2 separate regions of the Homo sapiens genome follow, and region 1 is linked to region 2. A link is a loop called in an ENCODE intact Hi-C map of the cell type or tissue named here. Cell type or tissue: HepG2. All regions are shown on one strand. Each heading gives the region's core, and the rest is flanking DNA. Links, peaks and the distances in the headings are about the cores only.

What was found. Hi-C counts contacts between places; a loop is a spot of excess contacts. Peaks named below come from ENCODE experiments on the same cell type or tissue, not always from the same donor. Only the 100,000 strongest peaks of a DNase experiment are listed, where the experiment ranks them.
Region 1: it touches region 2 in a loop (8-fold over the local background); 12 of 110 quality-filtered maps call a loop at or near these places.

The regions. Positions count from the first base shown.
Region 1 is chr7:80,055,705-80,064,442 of GRCh38, reverse strand. No RefSeq gene overlaps it. Among named protein-coding and RNA genes, the nearest start is that of GNAI1, 75 kb to the left of the region's middle. In HepG2, for the core only: a CTCF peak has its summit at 4,021 (motif pointing left); a DNase peak (open chromatin) is centred at 4,042.
Region 2 is chr7:80,132,735-80,136,734 of GRCh38, reverse strand. It overlaps GNAI1 (G protein subunit alpha i1), which reads right to left and starts at 1,904. Exons shown (of 8, transcript NM_002069.6): 1 at 1,457-1,904. The coding sequence starts at 1,574. In HepG2, for the core only: CTCF peaks have their summits at 1,594, 2,038 and 3,169; a DNase peak (open chromatin) is centred at 2,064; H3K4me3 peaks cover 2,568 bases.

The DNA of each region.
Region 1 (8,738 bases), core at 2,422-6,421, 75 kb after region 2:
TATTTTACTCTTTCTCCTCTGTTTCTAGGATTCAAATTCCATAAATGTTGGACTGTTTGATATCACCCCACAGATCTTTGATACTTTGTTTACTTTGATTCAGTCTTTTTTCTCTTAGTTCTTCAAAATGGATATTTCAATGAGTTATCTTCAAATTTACAGATTCTTTCTTCTGCTGTTATCAGATCTGTTGTTGTTCACATCTAATTTCTCATTTCAGTTATTGTATTTTTTCTTACATATATCTTCTATTTCTCTGTTAAAATTCCTTATTAGTTTATTCAGTAAATTAAATGACATTTTCATTTAATTATTTGAATATATTTATAATAGCTTCTTTGAAGTCTTTGCCAAATCCGACATCTGGAACCTTTCAGAAACTGCTATTTTTTTTCCTAAGAATGGGTTATCTTTTTCCTGTGTGTTTGCACGTCTAATCATTTTTGCCTTAATAAATTGACCTTTAAGATAAGACTTTGCAGTGATTCTGGAATCTCTTGTTATTGTGAGAACTTTCGCTTTTTTGTTGTGAACAGTAAAATCTATCTCCCTCCCCCTTTAATGACTAGTTGCTCTACCGTTCCAATTTCTGCTCTTTCACACCTCAAACGAAAGGTTTCTGCTTTCTGCTTTCTAAGCTGTGTACGGGTTGGGGAAGGCAGTGGGTCAGAGGTGCAGCAAGCCCTCAAATCCCACCAGGAGCAATTATGTTTCTCTAGTTTCTGCCTACATTTTCATCAGGCTTATGGGATATTCCCTCTGCACACGTAGTTTAGTGGTCAGCCAGAGACTTGGATAGAGTTTATAGACAGATTTTGTGGCAATCTCACTTTCAAAATTTCTCTGTTAAATTTCTAGTTGCTCTGTTTCTCTGAATTCCATCACCTGCCATCTTGAGCTGTTCAGGCTGCTGATTTCTACTTCCTGACTTGAAGGAAAGGGTGGGTTTGAGGAATGTTCTAGAAAGAAAATTACAAACTCAGAGTTCTTATCCAAGGAAATAGTATCCTTCCATGAGTACATTCTTTTCAAGAGTTTGCCTATCTCTGGTCATTTTCAGTGCCTCCAAAGAGTTGCTTTTAATAGTTTTGTCTGGTGCTTGTAATTATTCTCTGTGGAAGAGATCACCTGACCTCTTCATGCTGTCATTACCAGAAGTCCTGCCTTTCCTTGTTAGAAATATTTTGATCTAAAATTTTAACAATGGAAAGGTTTATGAGTGTGATTTCTTTTTTGAAAATTATACTATCGGCCAGGCGCGATAGCTCATACCTGTAATCCCAGCACTTTGGGATGCCGAGGCGGGTGGATCACGAGGTCAGGAGATCGAGACCATCCTGGCTAACACAGTGAAACCCCGCAGTGGCGGGCGCCTGTAATCCCAGATACTCAGGAGGCTGAGGCAGGAGAATGGCGTGAACCCGGGGCAGAGCCTGCAGTGAGCCGAGGTAGCGCCACTGCACTCCAACCTGGGGGACAGAGACAGACCCCATCTCAAAAAAAAAAAAAAAAAGAAAGAAAAAGAATATTATGCTATTTATTTATAAATACAATGTAGCCTACTTTGTCCTTTAGCATGTTGATATGTATATTAAGAATTGTATTTTTATTTTTATGTATTTTTTTTTGAGACAGAGTCTTACTCTGTTGCCTAGGCTGGAGTGCAATGGTGCGAGCTCAGCTCACTGCAACCTCCGCCTCCTAGGTTCAAGTGATTGTCCTGACTCAGTCTCCTGAGTAGCTGGGATTACAGGCGATTGCCACCATGCCCGGTTAATTTTTTGTATTTTTAGTAGAGATGGAGTTTCACCATGTTGACTAGGCTGGTCTCAAACTCTTGACCTCAGGTGATCTGCCTGCCACAGCCTCCCAAAGTGCTGGGATTACAAGCGTGAGCCACCATGCCTGGCCCGTATTTTTATTTTTATATTGTCTTTTTGTTCCATCTTTTTCTGAAATAATTTTCCTATTCATCTACATTGAAACTTTCCTGTGTCACTTTATTAAAGATAAAATAAAATAGAAAGCCATGTAGTTGGATTAGAAAAATCATCCAACCCATGAATTTGGTCTTTAGGGAGTTAAATTCATTTACACTTAGTGTTATTGTTCTTATATTTTGTTTTATTTATATTGCCTTATTCTTTGCTTTCTTGTAAGTTAGTGATGTGGTTTGGGTCTGTGTCCCCACCCAAATCTCATCTCGTAGCTCTCATAATTCCCACATGAAACATGGGGATGGGTCTTCACAGTGCTGGTCTCATGATAGTGAATAAGTCTCACAAGATCTGGTTATTTAAAAAATGGGAGTTTTCCTGCACAAGTTCTCTGTCTTTGCCTCCTGCCATCCGCATAAGATGTGACTTGCTCCTCCTTGCCTTCTGCCATGATTGTGAGGCCTCCCCAGCCATGTGGAACTGAAAGTCCATTAAACCTCTTTCTTTTGTAAATTGTCCAGTCTTGGGTATGTTTTTATCAACATCATGAAAAAGGACTAATACCATTAGTACCTTAAGTATAATATTAGACAAAAAGGGTGATAGTGGTGTGGTAGACACACCCTAGAATGCTTCCTCATGATACCCATTTTCTGAACTTTCTGTCTTTGTGTAGTCCCATTCCCTTGAGTGTGGGTCTGACCTATAACTTGTTTATAATCAATAGAATACAGCAAAGGTGATGAGATGTATATGATTAAGTATGTGAGATTGCAATGCCTTGGCTTACTAGAATTTTTTGCCTGCTTCTCTCTTTCCTTACTGGCTTTGAAAAACTAAGCTGCCTATGTTGGTAGACTCACATGAAAGAAACTGAATTTGGCCTCTAGGAGCAGAGGTGAAGCCTTCAGTCCTATATGGCTGCAAGAAATGGAATTCTGCCAACAAAAACAAATCCTTCCCCAGTCCAGCCTCTGATGAGACTGAAGCCCTGGCTAACACTTTGATTGCAAACTTGTGAGACCCTAAGCAGAGGACCCAGTATAGCCACACTGGACTTCTAACCTAAAGAAACTACAATAATAAATATGTGTTGTTTTAAGCTTTGAAGTTTATGGTTACTAACTACTAAGACATAGATAGTGAACGTAGGGGACATCCTATTTTTGTTTCTGTGTTTAATAGAAATACTGCTAGAGCTCCGCCATTAAGAATGATAAATTTGGGCCAGGAGTGGTGGCTCGTGCCTCTAATCCCAGCACTTTGGGAGGCCAAGACGGGCAGATCACTTGAGGTCAGGAGTTCGAGACCAGCCTGGCCAACATGGTGAAACCCCGTCTCTGCTATAAATACAAAAATTAGCTGAATGTGGTAGCACATGCCTTTAGTTTACTTGGGAGGCTGAGGCAGGAGAATCATTTGAACCCGGGAAGTGGAGGTTAAAATGAGCCGAGGTTGCACCAGTGCACTCTAGCCTGGGTGACAGAGTGAGACTCCATCTCAAAAAAAAAAAAAAAAAAAGGGTAAATTTGGACTGACATTGTGTTAAATAGGATGTGTGCCATAGAAAACAAAGCATTTTCCAGAACTGAAATAAAATAAATAATTTTTTTTAAAAAGGAAGACCCCAAGGTATAATGTTAATTAAAGAAAGAACAATACATATGTCTTGTGAGAGAGCATATTTTCTCTAAATGAAAATGTTTAATAGGAGCACAAAGAATTAATGATCAGGACAATCTTAAAGTTCATTTCAGCGTAAAGGTGAACTTTTAGTACAGGTGATATGTAAGGTCCATTCATACTTGAGGATTTTGTTACATCAGATATAAAACTGTTAAATTCAAGTTTAGCTTTGATTTCAGAATAGATGTTTCAATCCAACACAACTTTTTGTTCTTTGTTCCTTTAAAGAATGTATTATGAACATTGCTTTTCCCTGAGAAAACTACTAAGTTTCATTTGAATAAGAGAATATTTAGAAAATCTTACTGAATCAGAATCCCATGAACATCATATTTCAATTACAAATAACATTGAAGGAAGGTTTCAAGTCTGTTTAAAAATGTGACAAAACAAATGTTACTTTGCCACCTAGTGGTTCATCCTGATATTTAGTCTCAAAATTTTTTTTGAGTCCTTGTAAGTAATATGTAATATGTAATTTGAGTCCTTGTAAGTAATAATACACTATACCAGGAGATCTTTGCTACATTTATATTTAGGATGAAATTATTCTGGGAAAATTTACTTTATAATTTTTGCATTGTCCCTGGATAGGCACATAATATATTAAATATTATTTTTTATTAAACACTATCAAACTGGTACAATTAAAAATTCCTTTGAAATTTTTGTTCCTTTGAGCTCAAAAGATCCTTTGAAAAAATGTCTATTGCCAGTCCATTATTATTTGCACTATTAAAAAAATCTAAATTCGTTAAAAATAATTTTAGAAAAGGTGTAAAACAGCTCTGAATGTGCAAATGGAGGCAAAGCTAGCCTCTTTTGTAGTGGAGAAGGAAAGTCAATAGAACTTGTCCCAGACAGACAGAATTTGCATGTCTACAGACAATCATTTTGCATTGCTATCAGCTGTCTACAATTTACAATTGCAAAATACCTTCCATAGAATCAGATCAGATAATACTCAGCAAGTTTACAGACTTGTATGGTGTTTTGCTGAAAACCAAAAATTTTTTTGACATATTTTACAAGTTCTGTCTCCATTTTGCAGATGTCCCAATATATGGGACTACTGCATACTGTATTGTTTTATTACATATCAGGGACTAGAATCAGAAACTATAGGGCATAAAACAAGTAACATCCAGTTTCTATTTCTGTTGATTGGTAGACATGAAGTCTACAACCCGCTGTCTTTTCCCGCAGTGCCTTCGGTTTTAATGAGCTCACCTTGTGTTTCTGATGGAGACTATGAGAATCATTGGTTTGGAGCAGCAAGTGTCAATCCTAGCTGCACATTCAAATCACCTCCAGAGCTTAAATCAGGATCTTTAAGAGTGGGATTCAAGAAGTATAGTTAAAGGTATCCAAGGTAATTCTAATGTATAGCCAGGGTAATGAACTATGGACTCTAGAATAGGAGTTTGCCACCCTAGTGACACATTAGAATCATCTGGAGATGATGCTGACATCAACCTGCCTTGGAAGTGTTTCTTGTCAAAAGTTTCCTATGGGTTTTTACTTTTTAAAATTAAACTGAAAAGGAAAGATAATTGAGTTTAAAAGGAAACTTTTAAAATGTACTTAATATATTTAAAATGCATACTGTATTTAAAATGAGGAAAGCTATATAACAACCTCATCTGTCTTTTGATTAATCAATAGATGTAGGTATTCATAATCAGTTCACTGCTCTCATAGGTGAAAGGTGGGAAATAAAATAAGAATGTTGGAAGCCAAGTGAGCGGGAGAAAAGCAGATGGAAAGGCTTAGAGTGAGGGGCATTGCCTGTGAAATCCAAGTCTGGGCATAGTGCTACAGGGTGAGTCCTGGAGATTTATAATACTGAATTAAAAGCACTTGAACTGGGGAGAAGATCTACCATGAAAGTTACTTTTTGCTGAAAGGAAATGATGAAAATAGTAACAATCACCATTTATGAAGCACAAATTAAAAGAATTGTCTGTGTGATTTGAAACCATTTTGTTTCTTGATAACCATGAAACACAACGTGGTAGGTGTAGAGAACAAAATATTAAACATATAGGATCATATAGGAATGCTATCACTAGAGAATCAAGGCCTTTTAGGCCCCATCTCTGGCCACATTTATATTAATTAAGTTAATGTGATTGATAAAAAAAAATTCAAAAGCCAATTTATTAATCTGAAGTGAATTTTTTTTTGAAAAGGACCAGATTTGCTTCCATGTAACATGATCAAAGTGTTTTCTAAACTCTAGACATGGTACATGAAAAAATCAAATGATAATCAGTAGTTTCCTTAAGGAATATGGACTCTGATTAATTTAACATTTAAAACATCCAGCCGGACAGGAGCGGTGGCTCACGCCTGTAATTCCAGCACTTTGGGAGGCCGAGGCGGGCAGATCACCTGAGGTTGGGAGTTGGAGACCAGCCTGACCAACATGGAGAAACCCCATCTCTACTAAAAATACAAAATTAGCCGGGCGTGGAGGCGCATGCCTGTAATCCCAGCTACTCGGGAGGCTGAGGCAGCAGAATCGCTTGAACCCGGGAGGCGGAGTTTGTGATGAGCCGATATCGCGCATTGCACTCCAGCCTGGGCAACAAATGTGAAACTCCGTCTCAAAAAAACAAAAACAAAAACAAAACAAGAGAACATCCAGCCACATCTCCTAGTAACGGTAATTTTGGTGATGGAGTTAAACTATACATATCACTCGCTTACACTGCATCACTCTACACATCTAAGGCATGCCCAGATGCCTTAAAGAGTTTTTAAGGACCTTAACTAAACCATCTTATGGCCATCAGAGCAATGTTTCTCAACTCAAGCTGCATGTTAAAATCACCTGGGGAGCTGTTTTATTTAATTGACGTATAATTGAAGTACAAAAAACTGCACATATTTACTGTATACAATTTGATAAGTTTGGACATATGCATGCACCTGTGAAACCAGCATCACAAAAACAGTCAGGGCAATAAACATGTCTTGTCTCCCCCACCCCCTTTTGGTGGTTACGAATACTCAACATGAGATCTACCCTCTTACATTTTTCTAAGTGCATAATACAGTGTTAACTATAGGTACAGTATTGTATAGCAGATCTCTAGAACTTACTCATCTTGCATAACTGAAACTTTGTAACTATTGAACAACTCTCTATTTACCCAGCCCCAAGCCCCTGGCAACCACCATTCGGCTCTCTATTCTATGAGTCTATTTTAGAAGCACACAGTATTTGTCCTCTTGTGACTGGGTTATTTAACTTAGCATAATGTCAACCTGTTCATGTATGTTTGCATCATTGTCATATACGGCAGAATATTTTTTTTTTTTTTTTTTTTTTTTGTGATGGAGTTTCGCTCTGTTGCCCAGGTTGGAGTGCAGTGGCATGATCTCCGCTCACTGCAAGCTCCGCCTCCCGGGTTCACGCCATTCTCCTGCCTCAGCCTCCCGAGTAGCTGGGACTACAGGCGCCTGCCACCACACCCGGCTAATATTTCTGTTTATAGTAGAGACGGGGTTTCACCGTTTTAGCCAGGATGGTCTCGATCTCCTGACCTAGTGATCCGCCCGCCTCGACCTCCCAAAGTGCTTGGATTACAGGCATGCGCCACCGCGCCCGGCCCAGTATATCCTTTTTTTTAAAGCTTGAATAGTATACCAGTGTGTGTGTGTGTGTGTGTGTGTGTAAATTTTTAAAGTCTATTCATCTGTCAATGAACAGTTACTTGGGTTGCTTCCATGCTTTAGCGATTGTGAATAATGTTGCAATGAAAATAGAAGTGCAGATAATCACTTCAAGATCCTGATTCAATTCTTTTGTATACATACTGAAAAGTGGAATTGCTGAATAATATGGTAGCTCTATTTTTTATTTTTTTTGAGGACCTCAGACTGTTTTTCATAGCAGCTGCACCTCCAGAGATTCTAATTAAGTTAATTTGGGATAGGCCCCAGATATCAGCATTTTATAATTTCTCCAGGTGATTCTAATATGTCTTAGGGCTGCAAATCCCTGCCCTGAAGTTGATAGCTCTCAGCCTGACTATATAATAGATCAGTGATTCTCACAGCTAGTACCAGAAACACCTAGAGGGTTCATTGAAACATAAATTGCTAAACTGGCATTTTTAACAGTTTCCCAAGTGATAATGATGTTGTTGCTGATACTGCTGGTCCAGGAGCTGCCCTTTGAGAACTGCCCTTTTAACAATGCTAGAATCAACTTTGTCTGACTTTTCCTTTATGATCTATTTCTTTAAGCTCCCATAGCTGACTAAAACCACTTTTGAAAATTGTGGTAAAATAAACATAACAAAAATTTACCAACTCTTGTGATTCTTTGCACAAAAAGTCCACATATGCCTGTTATATGTATGTGGATTTATTCTTTTTTGAAAATATGAAGAGATTATATTCCATTATGAATTTTTGGTACTATTTTTCTAATATTGAAAGTTACTTACACATCTTGACAACACAAGGCAGTAGGGTGCAACTTTTCAAGAATGTTTTGTGAATAGGAAAAGTAAACCTGGGATTGGGGACTTGCGGCAAATGAGCCACAAGTGGATAAATCTTCTTGCAAATTGTTGTAGCTATATTTTTAAGGACATTTAATAAGAATTTCAATTGATATAAAACTTGTCATGGTTAGCAGAGTATGGCCAATTACATTATTGCTATTTTAAGCCATTTTTCCTAGTGATAAAATTATACCATTTTGTAGATGGCCTTTAAAAGAGCCTCTCTCTGTTGCCCAGGCTGGAGTGCAGTGGCATGATCTCAGTGCACTGCAACCTCCCTCTCCTGGGTTCAAGCGATTCTCCTACCTCAGCCTCCCGAGTAGCTGGGATTACAGGCACGTACCACCATGCCTAGCTAATTTTTGTATTTTTAGTAGAGATGGGTTTTGTCATGTTGGCCAGGCTGGTCTTGAACTCCTGACCTCAGGTGATCCACCCATCTCGGCCTCCCAAAGTGCTGGGATTACAGGTGTGAGCCACCATGCCTGGCCAAAAGTTTTATGCATACTTATTAAATAAAACTTAGTTTAATCCTGGACTTTGTTAACAAGCTGTTTGACCTTGAGTTGGTCATTCAACTATTTAGGTTTCATAT
Region 2 (4,000 bases), core at 1-4,000:
AAAAACTGCAAGAAAAAAACTTCTTAATCCTCTTATTTCATATCTATCTCACATTCAATTCACAAGAGAAGTACATACACTAACCTCATCAAAACACAGTATTTCTTATTAATGTAAAAACTTAGGCAAACAACATTAACTGAGAAAGATTTATGTTGGGGGCGACAGGGTGAAAAAAGCCACCCAGGTCTTTAAAATGCAAAGTTATTTCACAGTTTACTTGCAAAATGACTCAGATCATTATTACTTTTAGTCATGCCAACTTTGCTGCTCCCAAGCCTACTAGTAATGGAGAAAAAAAACCCACCATTTTTTCTGCAGTCATTAAACCAATGAAACAGAAGCTTACTGAAAACAGGTTTGTGCAACATTTCTTTTTTATTATAACTGGTATAAAAATACAAGCAGTCCTTGGAAATGCAAATGAAGATTCTGAGAAATTTTTCATCTATCTAAATACCTAGAGTGTGAGAAGAAAACATGCAAACAAAAGAAAACCCTAACTCACGAATCTTAACCTGTAAAGATTTTCCTAATGCTTCCCTCAGTGAAAACCCTGGTTTACTCTTTATTTTCTTCCCCGTCAAACATTTGGAAAAGACCTCCACGTAGCGTTTCACGAACAGAACAGTGCTAAGAACAAATAAAAGCCTTGCGTGTACCTGGCAAATCTCATTCATCAGAAACGGTGGCAGCGGAGACAGAACCCTGTTGTCTGGCGTGACCCTCTCGCTCTTTCACAGCAGTTTTCACCACTCGAGTATCTGCCTTGCCTACTACTAAAGCAAAGCTTCCCAACCCCACTTGGGTGGCTTCCATGCCCCCACAGCAAGAAAAATCAAGCATCCAGCGCAGCCTTTTCTCAGCGCAGGGGGAATGTAATCAGCGCTCCTTGACCACTTAAGGAGTCGCCATAGGAAGTTAACAGGAAAGACGCTTCAGCCCCATCTCAGAGGCCCCACAAAAGGTGCACTGATTTCACCAAACGTGGCACTCTGGGCATGAGAAAACCACAGTCGAAACACAACCTACACCGCACACGAAGAAGGGTTTTCCGGGAGGGGGTTGGTGGCGCGGGGGGGGGGGTGTTTTCATTTTCTAGCCGCGAATGCCCCTTCATCTTTACAAGGCTGAGCTAAACTTCAAAGCAAAGGGTTTCCACGCGACCCGCCGCCTCGGACTCGCGCCTGGGCTCTTTGCTGGGTCGCACGAAAGCATCCGAGTGAAGTGACGCGCCCGCCCCGCCGCGGGGAGTCCTCGCCCGCCGGGGCGGAGAGAGACCAGACACCGGGAGAGGGGGACCCGCCTTGCCTCCGCACCGCCGGACCCAGCTCCCGCTCAGAAGCCTCCTCGGGCGCTTCCTCCCCCTTCCCTCCGGGTTTCCAAACGCCGAGGGCCGCGCAGCGCCGCACCCGGTCCCCCGCCGACCCCCGGGCCCCGACCCGGCCGCCCTTACCGAGCAGCAGCAGCTTGACCTCGCGCGCCGCCTTCTCGCCGTCCTCACGGAGGTTGCGGTCGATCATCTTACTCCGCTCCACCGCCGCCTTGTCCTCGGCGCTCAGCGTGCAGCCCATGGTGCCGAAAGCGAGAGCCTGCCGCCGCTCCCTCCGCGCCCGAGTGCGGGCTCCAAGCACAGGGGAATCCTTTCTCTCTCCTAGCGGGCGTTCGAACGCCTCCCGACGGGGGCCACGCCGCCCCCACCACTTCCTAAGCGGAGTCGAGGGAGACGCTGTCCGCAAAGGGGCAGACAGCAACGGGCGGCTGTTCCTCACGACCAGGCTCTGCTTCCCGGCCCGGCTCAGCGCCCCCAAGTCCCGGGTTTGGGGTTTTGAATCTCTGGGTACAGTGGCCGCTGCACTCCCGCCGGTGGCCGCGCCGCAGCCTCGCCAAGCCCAGCCGAGCTCGGCCTCCGCGCGCCGCCGCGGCCCCGCCCCTGCCCGCCCCTCCCACCACCCCGCGACCACTCCCAGAGCGCGCGCCCGCGCACGTGCCCTCGGACAGCGCCCCCCGGCCCCGGACCCCGGCGCCGCGCCACCACTGAGGGCCTGGCGCCCCCTGGCAGCGTCCCCGGGGCGCGCCACTGCCCCGCGGGGCTGTGGCCTTCTGCCCTGGGCGGGAGTGGGGTAATTTCTTTCCGTTTACTCACACGGAGGGAGCTGTGCGTACCTGCCCCTTCGGGTGGGGGTGGGAGAGCTGCCAAAGTTGCCGAAAAAAGCCAGTTCTGGGCGTTTGAGCATGCCCAGCGCCGGCAGCCACGCAAGGTTTTTCAAAATGCAAATCCCTGTCGGCTGGTTTCAGGGCCGTGAGAAACAGGGAACTGGGGAAGGAATGGAGCCTGGTGAAACCAGAGATGGGCACAGTGGAGAACAGGAAAGTCGGGGGAGGGGACTAGAAAAGGGCACCAAGGTCACTTTCTTCCTACCTTTTGCTTCTCTTTCCTTCTTCCTATCCCTCCCTCTTTCCTTGCACTCTCACGTTTTTCACAAGAACGCATTTTGAAGGATTTCCTCGTAACCTAAAAAAAATGGAAGACAAATAATCAAAAGTATTTTTAAATGACAAGAGCAATAAAACACACCCACACAAGCCAATCTCCACATCGTAGCAGATCTCCTCTAGAGCAGCACATAAGCTTCCATGCCAAATTTGGAGCCAATATTTATGACCGTGTTTGTAACTCCTGTACCATTGGGCATGCCATTTTTACAGGCCTTAGCTTCTTTGCCCATAAAATGAGGAGTGGATCTATGGTGCTATCTCCCCATCCTTCCAGCTGTAACAATCGGCGGAGATAAGTTCCTGTGGCCCGCGGGAGGCATTGCTACTCAGCACCCAATGAATGAGCAGAGGCTTAAGATCTCATCTCTCCCTGTCAGTTGCACTACACCTTTCCCCTACAGATATCACAGGAAGCGTTAACTGATTAGAAAATGGGGCTGGTAGCAAGGAAAAACATGGTCCTTGATGTACTAAAAATTGGAACATGCTCCCTGGTTTTCATCTGGAAATCTTATTCTCTAAAAATCATTTGGGAAAACTGGGCTTGAGTTTTCCAAGGTGAGGCTGAACTGATGATACAAGCAGAATAGCTTTCGAGTAGGTCACTGAGACCACGCTTGTGAGCTAGCAGAGACTGAGTTGCCTCCTTATGGGACATGTCCTTTCCTGTTCTCCTATGGGAGTCACACCACCTGCTGGGCTGATGAGATGCAATTTCAAGATCTGCCTCAACTATAATCTTTTGTAATATAACAACAAAAAGGAACAATCTTTAAATGTACTTAGTCACCTTCTACACTGTAATTCTAGGCACTCTAAATGCTAATGTGTATCAGAACTCTGGAATTAAACTTAAGGAAATCAAATTTCAACACACTGTGTATTAGCCATTCTTAATTATCTTTTATGGTGAGTCTTTCCTATTAAGTTCGGACCAGAGTGTGGAACCAACAGTTTCAGCAAAAGAAGAAGCAGTGCTGGCTGAATATTGGTAGAAATGACTACAAAACTTGTGTTTCGGAGAAATGAAGTATGTGTAACAGAAGTTTGTCAAATAGGTAACATTACTTCCATCCTTTGAAGTTAGTCAAATAGGTGAGTTAAAATGTGATACATAAACGAATAAGAACAGCAAATTAGATTTATATGTAGCACAATTCCTAAGAGAATGCAGAGTAATGAACTGATCAGTATGGGGGGAAATTCTAAGATAAGAAAGTTTTGAAAAAACGTTTGAAGGAAATGATAACAGGATATTGGTGGGGAGTTTAAAGAAGTATGTATTAGTTCAGGCTGCCCTAAAAATACCATAGCCTGAGTGGCTGAAACAATAGGAATATATTTCTCACCGTTCTGGAAGCTGGTAAACCTAAGATTAAGGTGCCAGTTTATTCAGTTCCTCAGTGAGGGTTCTGCTGCTGCCTTGCAGATGGCCTCTTTCTTGCTGCGTCCTCACATGGCAGAGCAAGAGAGAGAGAGCTTGAAAGCAGTCTGGTCTCTC